Regions from separate parts of the Homo sapiens genome. Here region 2 is linked to region 1. A link is a loop called in an ENCODE intact Hi-C map of the cell type or tissue named here. Cell type or tissue: CD4-positive, alpha-beta T cell. All regions are shown on one strand.

The links. Hi-C counts contacts between places; a loop is a spot of excess contacts. Peaks named below come from ENCODE experiments on the same cell type or tissue, not always from the same donor. Only the 100,000 strongest peaks of a DNase experiment are listed, where the experiment ranks them.
Region 2: a loop joins it to region 1, with 2.0 times the contacts of the local background. A loop is called at or near these places in 1 of 110 quality-filtered maps.

Annotation. Positions count from the first base shown.
Region 1 is chr1:160,882,601-160,887,600 of GRCh38, forward strand. ITLN1 (intelectin 1) reads right to left here and starts at 2,580. Exons shown (of 8, transcript NM_017625.3): 1 at 2,461-2,580; 2 at 2,220-2,283; 3 at 828-926. The coding sequence starts at 2,277. In CD4-positive, alpha-beta T cell, CTCF peaks have their summits at 2,205 (motif pointing left) and 2,405; a DNase peak (open chromatin) is centred at 2,211.
Region 2 is chr1:160,412,721-160,417,720 of GRCh38, forward strand. It overlaps VANGL2 (VANGL planar cell polarity protein 2), which reads left to right. Exons shown (of 8, transcript NM_020335.3): 2 at 2,928-3,188; 3 at 3,342-3,462. The coding sequence starts at 3,118. Among named protein-coding and RNA genes, the nearest start is that of VANGL2, 15 kb to the left of the region's middle. In CD4-positive, alpha-beta T cell, no CTCF peak of the experiment used is centred here; no DNase peak of the experiment used is centred here; H3K27me3 peaks cover 302 bases.

The sequences.
Region 1 (5,000 bases):
TGAATAAACAAAACATGGTGTGTGTGCATATATGTATCTGCAGTGGATAAAAGGGAATGAAATATCCATGCTACAGCATGGACAAACCCTCAAAACACTGTGCTAAGTGAAATAAGCCAGACACCAAAGGACAAATACCATATGACTCCAATTACATGAGGTAACTACACTAGGCAAATTCATGGAGATAGAAAGTAAAATGCAGCTACCAGAGACTGAGGGAAGAGAGTTATTGCTTAATAACTCCATGTTATTTTTTGTTTTGTTTTGTTTTTGTTTTTGTTTTTGAGATGGAGTCTCACTCTGTTGCCCAGGCTGGAGTGAAGTGGCACTATCTTGGCCCACTGCAACCTCTGCCTCCTGAGTTCAAGCGATCCTCCCACCTCAGCCTCCCAAGTAGCTGGAATTACAAACATGTACTCCACACCCAATTGATTTTTGTATTTTAGTAGAGACAGGGCCCCACCATGTTAGCCAAGCTGGTTTCAAACTCCTGGCCTCAACTGATCCACCCCTCTCAGCCTCCTAAAGTGCTGGGATTACAGGCCTGAGCCACCGCACCCGGCCCCTCCATGTTATTAAGTACAGAGTTTCTGTTTGGGGCACTGAAAAAGTTCTGCATATGGATAGCTGTGATGGTTGCACAACCTTGAAGGTAATTAATGCCACTGAATTGCACACTTAATGTTGCTTAAAATGGCAAATCTTATGTAAATTATAATATACATATACTTTACCATAATTTTTTAACTAAAAGACAAAAAGACTCCCAGAAGACACAATCCTGATACCCTGACTGAGCTCTGTTTGAATGTTTCATCACTCACCAAATGCACTAGGACATTCGTCTTTGATTTCCTTGCAGCTTCTGGGCAGAGATGGAGACGAAGAACAGGTCCATTCCTTGAAGTAAGTATTAGCCTCATCTAGGGAATACACAGGGTTTATTCTCATTCCCGGTTTGACACAAAACCTACCCTCTCCTATCACTAGTCCCACGCTCATTCCACCACTGTAGCAGAACCTCGCTGCCCGGGTGGTAAGGCCTGAGACAGCCAGTGTCATATCCACTCAGCCCATCAGTGTCACATCCACTCAGCCCATCGGCATCATATCCACTCAGCCCATCCGACCTGACAGCCAGCACAGGCTTAAAGTCTGCCTCCCGCCACAAGACCTGTCCTTGTGCTGGGTCCTGCCCTAAGCACTGAGTAATCAAAGACATTAAAGTTCCCCAGCAAGAGCTTGCCTCTAGAGGGAATTGCTAACAAGTCAACAGAAAATTGTATTGACAAGAATAAATGGTAGAAGAAAGGCAAACTCAAGAGAACAAAAGAAAGACTCTGAGGTAACAGTGGAGAATGGAAACGCCAGACAGTAAGCGGGGCAGTTGCCTGGGAGAAGAAGGCAAGACGGGTTGTCTCATGTCTTAGTCACAGAAGACCTTCCAGTCCAGGTGACATCTTAGCTTATTCTGAGAGAATAAACATGATTTATCAGTAGGAAGCCAATCCAAGGCAGGGAAAACAGCATATCCAAAGGCCTAGAGAAAAAAAAAAAAATACAGCGTAGTCCAGCTGTAGAACTACAAGCTGCTTAATATGGCTGAAACATGGGGTGTGAAGTAGGGAGTGGTGAGACTAATCTCTACTCCAAAAAGTCTGCAAACTATTCGAACAGTCTAGGGGAAAGCTGTGAGGTCAGAGGTGACTGACCTCAGTTTCCTCATACCTAAAACACAGTTAATAAACAGTGCTTTTGCAAAGATGAAGTAAGAAGATATTTCGAAACAGCCTTTTCTTTAAAAAAAAAATTTTTAGACGTGAAGAAAAATATAAATTTTAAAATGTCATTGTTATTCTTGTTGTAGAGAGGAAAACTGTGGAGAGAACATTCTCCAGGCACAAAGCAGACCATGTAGTTCCCATGGAAATCCCACAGCCAAGGCCACAGGAGTGGGCAGTGGCTGGAAGGTGACACAGTTCTTGCCACAGCCCCCTCAGGGCCACACAAAAGCACAGAGCCTGGACCCAGGACATGCCTCAAGCAATACCTTCACTGCCACAGGCCAGATTCCGCCAGAGACCAGAAATCGGCACTCAGTCTACATGCAAGCCAGCCGCTGTGCATCTCAAGGACATGCTCTGTGTCCTGGGAGAGACCAGGATCCCGGAAGTCATCCAGCTGAAGGAACTGCTGTCCCTAGCAGCGTGACTCACCTGTACTCCATCCTCTGGTGGTCGCTATGAGAAACAGCAGGAAGCTGAGTTGGTTCATTGTAATCTAAAGAAAGCAAGATGAAGGTCACCATCTTGGCCATCATTTTTCTCTACATCCCTGCCCCACCCCTGTCCAGTCTTACAAAGACTCCAAAACCCCTTGCCTTTTGTTTAAACTTCACACATCTCTGAGACCAAAAGCAGACCTAAGCTGAAAACAGGATTCCCCCAACTCACAGACCTTGTCTGAGTCTCAGCTGCACTTTCCTTGGGTACAGAGAGCTCCTTCACTCCCTCCCTCCACTGCGCCCTGGAGCTCAACAGAGTGCAGCTTTCTCCAAAAACGCTCCTGATGTGGAATGAGGTGCAGAAAGCTTTATGGAGGAAGCCCAGTGGGGCCAACCAAGGTTTCCAGCCTCACCCTCCCCTGGCACAATGCCCAGTGCAGGGGAGGCTTCTGGTTATCTCGGGGAGGTTATTTATACAGTGGAATTAACAGGTTCTAAAGAAAAAACCAATCCTAAGAATCACCTGCTAGCGTTGTTCCTGGATCTGGGGGTTTCATGGACCTGTGTCAAGTAGGAAGTAGACGAAGAGATTAACAAGAGTTGGTGTTGGTTTTGGGTTTTTGTGCCTTTCTTTCTTGCAAAATAAAAACTTTCTCTAAATTAAGCATCTGTTGGCTTGGCACATTGGCTCAAATCCCAATACTTTGGGAGGCCAAGGCAGAAGGATCACTTGAACTCAGGAGTTTGAGACCAGCCTGGGCAACATAGGGCAACCTCTTCTCTACTAAAAATAAAAGTAAAAAAATTAGCATGGCATGGTGGTACTTGCCTATAGTTTCAGGTGGGGCTGAGGCAAGGCAAAAGGGTAACTTAAGTCCCAGAGATAGAGGATTCAGTGAAATATGACCGTGCCACTGTACTTCAGCTTAGGTATCTCAAAATAAATAAATAAATGAAATTAATCATTGGCCATAATTATCAATTCATAGAAATAGAAAAAGGAAATTTTAACAAAATGGGAAAGTGATCATTTCTGAATAAATTGGTAAAAAGGAATGGAGGGGAAAGAGATACAAAACACACAAAAAAATACGAATAGAAAAGTTTTAAAAAATATATAAATCTTTAGTTTGAATAATTTAGTTTCACACAAAGACTCACTACTTTGTCTTTAATTTTGTCATTTTGCCACAAACGAGGGAAAATTTACTACAGGATTCATTTGAAACTGAATCAATACGAAACCTCTCTGCTGCTTCGAACCTCCTGTCTTATTCCTGCTCCTATGTCATGAAGTTCTCAAATGCTACCCTGCAGCTGTAATAGAATTACTCAGTTCTTCCCCAGTGATATCATACATTTAATACATAATGTCATTATAGCATTAATAATACTGCAACCTTTTCTTACAAAGATTGTGAATATCTTTTTTGTTAAGCTAATATTTCCTATTTGTTGGTTCAAAGTACTGATTTGCAAAAAATACTCACATATTGATAGAAGAAAATAAAATAGCACCCAAGAAGAAAAACTGCAAAAAAAAGTTATACTTTTGTAAATTTAAAATCTATTAGAAGCTATTTGCTCTGTGTATCTGGAAAATAATTAATTAAATAAAATTAAATGTATTAGAAACTAAATTAACTCATCAGTATAGGTAACAAAATGAACATACCCAGCTTTCATATTTACAAACAACAACCTCTTAGAAATAGAGGTCTCAGCCAGGCGCTGCGGCTTACACCTGTAATCCCAGCACTTTGAGGGGACGAGGGTGGCCAATCACTTGAGGTCAGGAGTTCAAGACCAGCCTGATCAACACGGTGAAACCGTGTCTCTACTAAAAATATAAAATTAGCTGGGCACGGTGTCAGGCGCCTGTAATCCAAGCTACTCGGGAGGCTGAGGCAGGAGAATTGCTTGAACCCGGGAGGCAGAGGTTGCAGTGAGCTGAGATCGCACCATTGCACTCCAGCCTGGGCAACAAGAGTGAAATTCCATCTCAAAAAAAAAAAAAAAAAATAGAGGTCTCTAAGTTTACAGTTCACAATAGTAAATACATGTATATAAAGTTAACACCAAGGGCCCAAGATCTAGAGAAAAAAATTAAACATCCCCTCAGTTGTTCATTACTGTGTGTAACTAACCACCTGAAAACTTTATGGCTTAATAAAACAGTAACATATTTGCAAAAATAAAAAAAGAAAATATACACTTATACTACTTTCTTTAGTTGATTCTAAGACACTTTTTTTGTATTTTGACATCTTTAATATCATTATGCATCTCATCCTTAATGGTACATGATGCCATCTAATAGACTGGGAAAACAGTACATCCATTTTAAGGACATTACCCCTTCTAACCATCATCATCCAATCAGTGATTGCGTCCCATTGATTCTACCCCTACTTCCTCTTGAATCTGTTCCCCACACAACTTCCTCCAAACCCCACTGCCCTGGACATTTATTTAGTTCAGTCTGGTTCCTTGTAGCTGTAACTAATAGAAACCCCATCTCAAAGTGGCTTTTCTAAAAAGTAAATCTATTACCTCATGAAATAGAAAATCGAGAGAGAGGGCAAGATCCAGGCTTGCTTGACAGCAGCTTCTCTTTATTTTATTTTATTTATTTATTTATGTTGAGACAGGGTCTCACTCTGTTGCCCAGGCTGGATGGAGTGCAGTGACACAATCTCAGCTTACTGCAGCCTCAACCTTCCAGGCTCAGGTGATCCTCCCACCTCAGCCTCCCAAGCACCTGGGAATACAG
Region 2 (5,000 bases), 470 kb before region 1:
TCTGTTAAGAAGATGAATGAATAGATTTCACATGCTTTCATCTCCCTACAGTCATTATAGTTTCCCTGAGAGCCAGAGAGGCATACAGTCATGGATGTTTTGGTCAACGATGGACCACATATATGATGGTGGTCCCATAAAATTATACTATTGTATTTTTACTGTACTTTTTCTATGTTTAGGTACACAAGTACTTACCATTGTGTTACAGTTGGCTACAGTGTTCAGTACAGTAACATGCTGTACAGGTTTGTAGCCTGGGAGCAATAGGCTATACCATAAGGCCTATGTGTGTAGTAGGCTATACCGTCAAGGTTTGTGTAGGTACATTCTATGATGTTCCCAGGATGCAGCTGCCTAATGACACATTTCTCAGAAAGTATCCCTGTGGTTAAGCGAGGCATGACTATGTTCATTTACTAGGTTGGTATCAGTTCCTTGCTCTGTGCCCATGGGAGGCGAGATGGATATAAATATGTATCAATCATATTGCTTATTCTCAAATTACTGATGGTTTAGAGTAGTTGGAGTAAAGGTAATGATACAAAGCAAATCCATTTTAGGTTTTTTTTTTTTTTGAGACGGAGTCTCGTTCTGTCGCCCAGGCTGGAGTGTAGTGGCATGATCTCGGCTCACTGCAACCTCCACCTCCCAGGTTCAAGCAGTTCTCTGCCTCAGCCTCCTAAGTAGCTGGGATTACAGGCACCTGCCACCATGCTTTTTAGTAGAGACGGGGTTTCATCATCTTGGCCAGGCTGGTCTTGAACTCCTGACCTCGTGATCCACCCGCCTTGGCCTCCTAAAGTGCTGGGATTACAGGCTGGGATTACCCGGCCCCATTTTAGTTTTTAACATAATCAGCCTCTCAGCAGCATTTGACCTGGTTGACTTAATTCCCACCTCAAAACACTGTTAAATTTCTGGCTGCCTTGAGACCCCACTCTTCTGGCTCCCCTCCTCCTCTGGCCTTCTCATCCCCTTTGCCTGCTCCTTTTCCTCTGGACATGTCTACCTATTGGGGTCCTTTATGTCCATGGAAGAGTTAGGTTTTGAACTCAGCTGGATCTGAGTTCTATCTATCCCCATAGCTTTTCACACACTCAGTACCTCCAGCTCAGACTGTCCTCCAAGTCTGGCTCGTCTGACACCTGGCTGCCTACTGTCTCATGGCCACTAACTTAGCAGGCTAGAAGCTGAACTAATTATCTTCCCTCACAAGGCTGCTTCCTCCCCAGTCTTCCCTACCCTACTGATGGTGCTACCATCTGCTCCCTTGCTCAGGCCGGGGATTCTTAACTCTCCCTTCCCGCTCATTAGGTCCTGTTGATTTGACCACCAACATTAAGTCTCAAACATGACTGTTACTCACTCTTCTGTGGCTCTACCCTTAGCAAGCCTGTACTACTGCAGTCGCCTCCTTATTGATCTCCCTGTTTCTATTTTTCCCTCTTTTCAATCCATATCTGCATAGCTAAAATCCTTCAAAGTTTTCCTGTGGCCTTAGAATAAAATAAAGCTCAAGCTCTTCACCTGGTGCCTGGCTGTCTCTGCAGTGCCACCTTCTACCACCCACTCTCTTCCTCAACTCTAGCTCCACTGGCCTTTGTTGGTTCTTTAAATACAACAAGCTCTTTCCTGCCTTTGGCCTTCACACATGTGATTCCTCTGCTCCATGGGCATTTTCCTGCACTCTTTGCTTGGTTAATTCCTATTTCTTCTTCAGGCCTCTGCTGAGGTGTCCTTTTCTCAGACTTTCTAGAACCGCTAAGTTTAAAGTGGTAGCCCTTACTCCATGGGTGTCTCTCATAGTTTGCTGTTCTGCCCTTCCATCATGCCTGCAATCGGTCGTTTATACTTATCTGCTTACTTGTTTGGTGTGCCCCTTCCCTGCTAGACTGTAAACTCAGGGTCTGTTATACCACTTTATACCTAGCAGAATACATGGTTCATAGAAGGTGCTCAAACAAGATTTGATGCGTCAATGACTGAAGATAGGAAGTAAGCGCTCGGTGGATGGTGATGGCTGTTAGGGGAGTCAGGGTCAGCAGGGAAGATAACATTGGGTCTAGAGTAGGTGGGGGCTCCTATGAGGGGGTGGGGCCGGGCTCTGAAGAATGAGCAGGATTTGGGTGGGGGTTAGAGAGAGGAGAGGTCATTCTCCTCTGCAGAATCAGAAGGTGAAGTATGGTTGAAGATAAGCCTATAAATAGGCAGATAAACTTGTGCCTTGCCTGTTTCAGAACTTCAGGCAAGTAGAAACTTGTCTTCTCCTCCCATCCCCTACCATATTATCCATAGTTTCCACCCCTCACCCTCACCTGGGGCTGTGCATATGTGTGGCAACCTCAAGGAAGCTGCCAGCCTGATCTTACCGGTAACACTGGGTGTGTTTGAAGTAAATGCTGGGGAGATGGTATCAAGGGAAGCAGCCCACTGTGGGCACACTCAGAAAGTATGAGTGAGGGGAGGAGGTGTAGCATGGGGAGAAGAGGCCTGGGGTAGCCCCTGGACAGAAGCCCGCTCCTTTCTGCTCTCTGAGGTGTCCACTGATTCAGCCTGTTGGCCTGGCCAGAACCTGCCCTCTTCATGCCTCGGTTTCCCTGGCTGAGAATAGGGAAGCAATGCCCTGCTCCTCCCTTCCAGAGGGCTTGGGGTTGGGTCATTCTGGGTGAGCCTTCCTGCCCTGGGAGCCTTTGCTGGCCATCTTCCCCCATGCCTGAGTCCTTGGCACAGCCTGGCAGGGCTCTTTCTAGAGAAGGGTAGGAGGAACTGGGCCCAGTGGACAGCAGGAACCTGGGTGGAGATATTCTCAGGCTATGGCTGGGCTCATTTGAGCCTCCTGTGGCTGTTGTGTGCAGATGGTCTTCCTCTGCCCTGACCCCACAGGGAGCTCGAGCCGCCTCTAACTAGCTTCTTCCTCTCACCAGGAGCGTCGCTGGATTTTCTCTGAGACAAGCCCACCCGTCCAGCAAAATAGAGTCCCTCAGGGTGACAGTTGACTTCCTGAAGGTGCCTCTTGGCCTAAAGAAGCCGGTGCTGAAGGAGGTGGCTGTGGGGCCCCCCAAGAGGCCCCAGCCTGCGGCCCTGGAGCGCTACAAGGCGCGGCGTTCAGACGCCATGGACACCGAGTCCCAGTACTCGGGCTATTCCTACAAGTCGGGCCACTCCCGCAGCTCCCGCAAGCACAGGTGGGCAGGCATGCAGGGTGACATGCGTGGCGGAGGGAGGGTTGGGGGCTGTTAAGAGGTGGGCACGTGCAGGGGTGGTAGGGTAGAGTGGCTGCTGAGAAGACCCTGGTCCACCACTGGACTTTCTGTGCCTTTTCTGGCTTCCTGCCGCAGGGACCGCCGGGACCGACACCGCTCTAAGAGTCGAGATGGGGGCCGAGGGGACAAGTCGGTGACAATCCAGGCTCCCGGGGAGCCCCTGCTGGACAATGAGTCCACACGAGGGGATGAGCGGGTGAGCACTGGGGATGCGGTGGTCCAGACCGGGCATTTTCAGACTGCTCCTGAGGGGCTGGAGGCTCCACGGAGTGGGGGAGGGCTTGGAAACCTGGTCTCAGACAGCCATCAGATCGGGGAGTGTGTTTTGTGTTACACTTAGCTTGGCTTAGTGTCTTAAGGTAGGACCTTCAGGAATTTCAGTATAGAGATCCCTCTGGAAGCAGCAGCCTCTCCTTCCTTATCTCCAGAGGAGTGGGGGGTGACCTGGGCTGTATGATGGGAATTGGCCAGCTCCTCTGGAGCTGCCGCCAGCCAGTCAGGCCCGCTGGGAGTCTGGAGCAGGAGGGTGGTGGTGGTGGCTGGGCCTGGGGTATGTGTGAGCAAAGCTGAGTATTCCTGGAGCCTCGAGATGTGGGCACTCTGTGCCCTCTGGTGTCAGCCTGTAGAATGGCGTCACCTAGATCTTGGGAAAGGAGTATGGGAAGAGTAGATGGAGAAAGCCCAAGGGACAAGAAGTAAGGCTGAGGGATGGAGCAGGGACCCCAGGAGAGAGTTCTCCAGGACAGGGGTGAGCAGGTTTTCTATTCTAACCTCTGCTGCCCACTGTGCTCACCTGGTAGGGAGGACAGTGGGCAGAACACAGTCCTGGAATAGGGCAGAGGCAGGATTTTAGGTGACACTGAGGTTGCCCAAGTCTCATTCCCCTTGGGATCATCTTTGGGGGCTGGAGATTCCCAGCTCCTTTTTCCTCAGAAGAAATCTCTGTGGCTGACATTGGGAATTCCTGGGCCTTGGGAGCAGGTCAATACCTGAAGGAAATGTTCTTTTTCCCTCTCTCCCAATCCCTTCTTCCTGGGGCCTGGCCTCCTGAGTTCTTGAAGTGACCCTGAGACATGACCAGCTCACCTGCTACTGGGGAGGAGATCCCAAGCCCTTGGTCCTTGGAGGGGGTGGGCAGTATGTCTAGGGGTCAGAGGGCGGGGAGCAGACCCAGGGCTTTGAGCTGAAGGCAGTCAGTGCATCTGCTTTCTATCTTCACATCAGACTCGTTCCCCATCCTGTAGAGAGGAGGTTCCTCAACCTCCCTAATCACTGGTGCTGTCGGGCTGCCTTCATCCTGTAACCTCAACCTCCTGGGTGTCAGGTTGTGATTCCATATCCCCAGGCTGTCCCAGGAGCGAAGGGTGGGTGCTGAAGGCAGCTGGTGGTCTTGGGACTCCTCCGTGGGATGGCCTCCAGCCACTGCAGAGAAACAGCTTGAGCAGACCACACTTAGAGGGACACCTGGGGACCTCAGCCTGGCCACCTTCTTGCCTCCAGAGACAGGTAGCCTCTGCACTGTAGACATTTAGATGGCCCAGCAGAGGTGGCCTTGCAGACCAGAGACCCAGAGTGGCCTTGAGTCTGCACAGTGTCCTTCACGCCTTCACCCCTTTACCCCTGGGGTCTTCTGTTCTTCTCTGTGCTGCTTTGATCAGGTTTACTCCTTCAGTGGCTCTCCATGCCTGGAGAACAGGTGCTTATTGCCCAGCCCAGCACTGCAGCGTGGCCTGC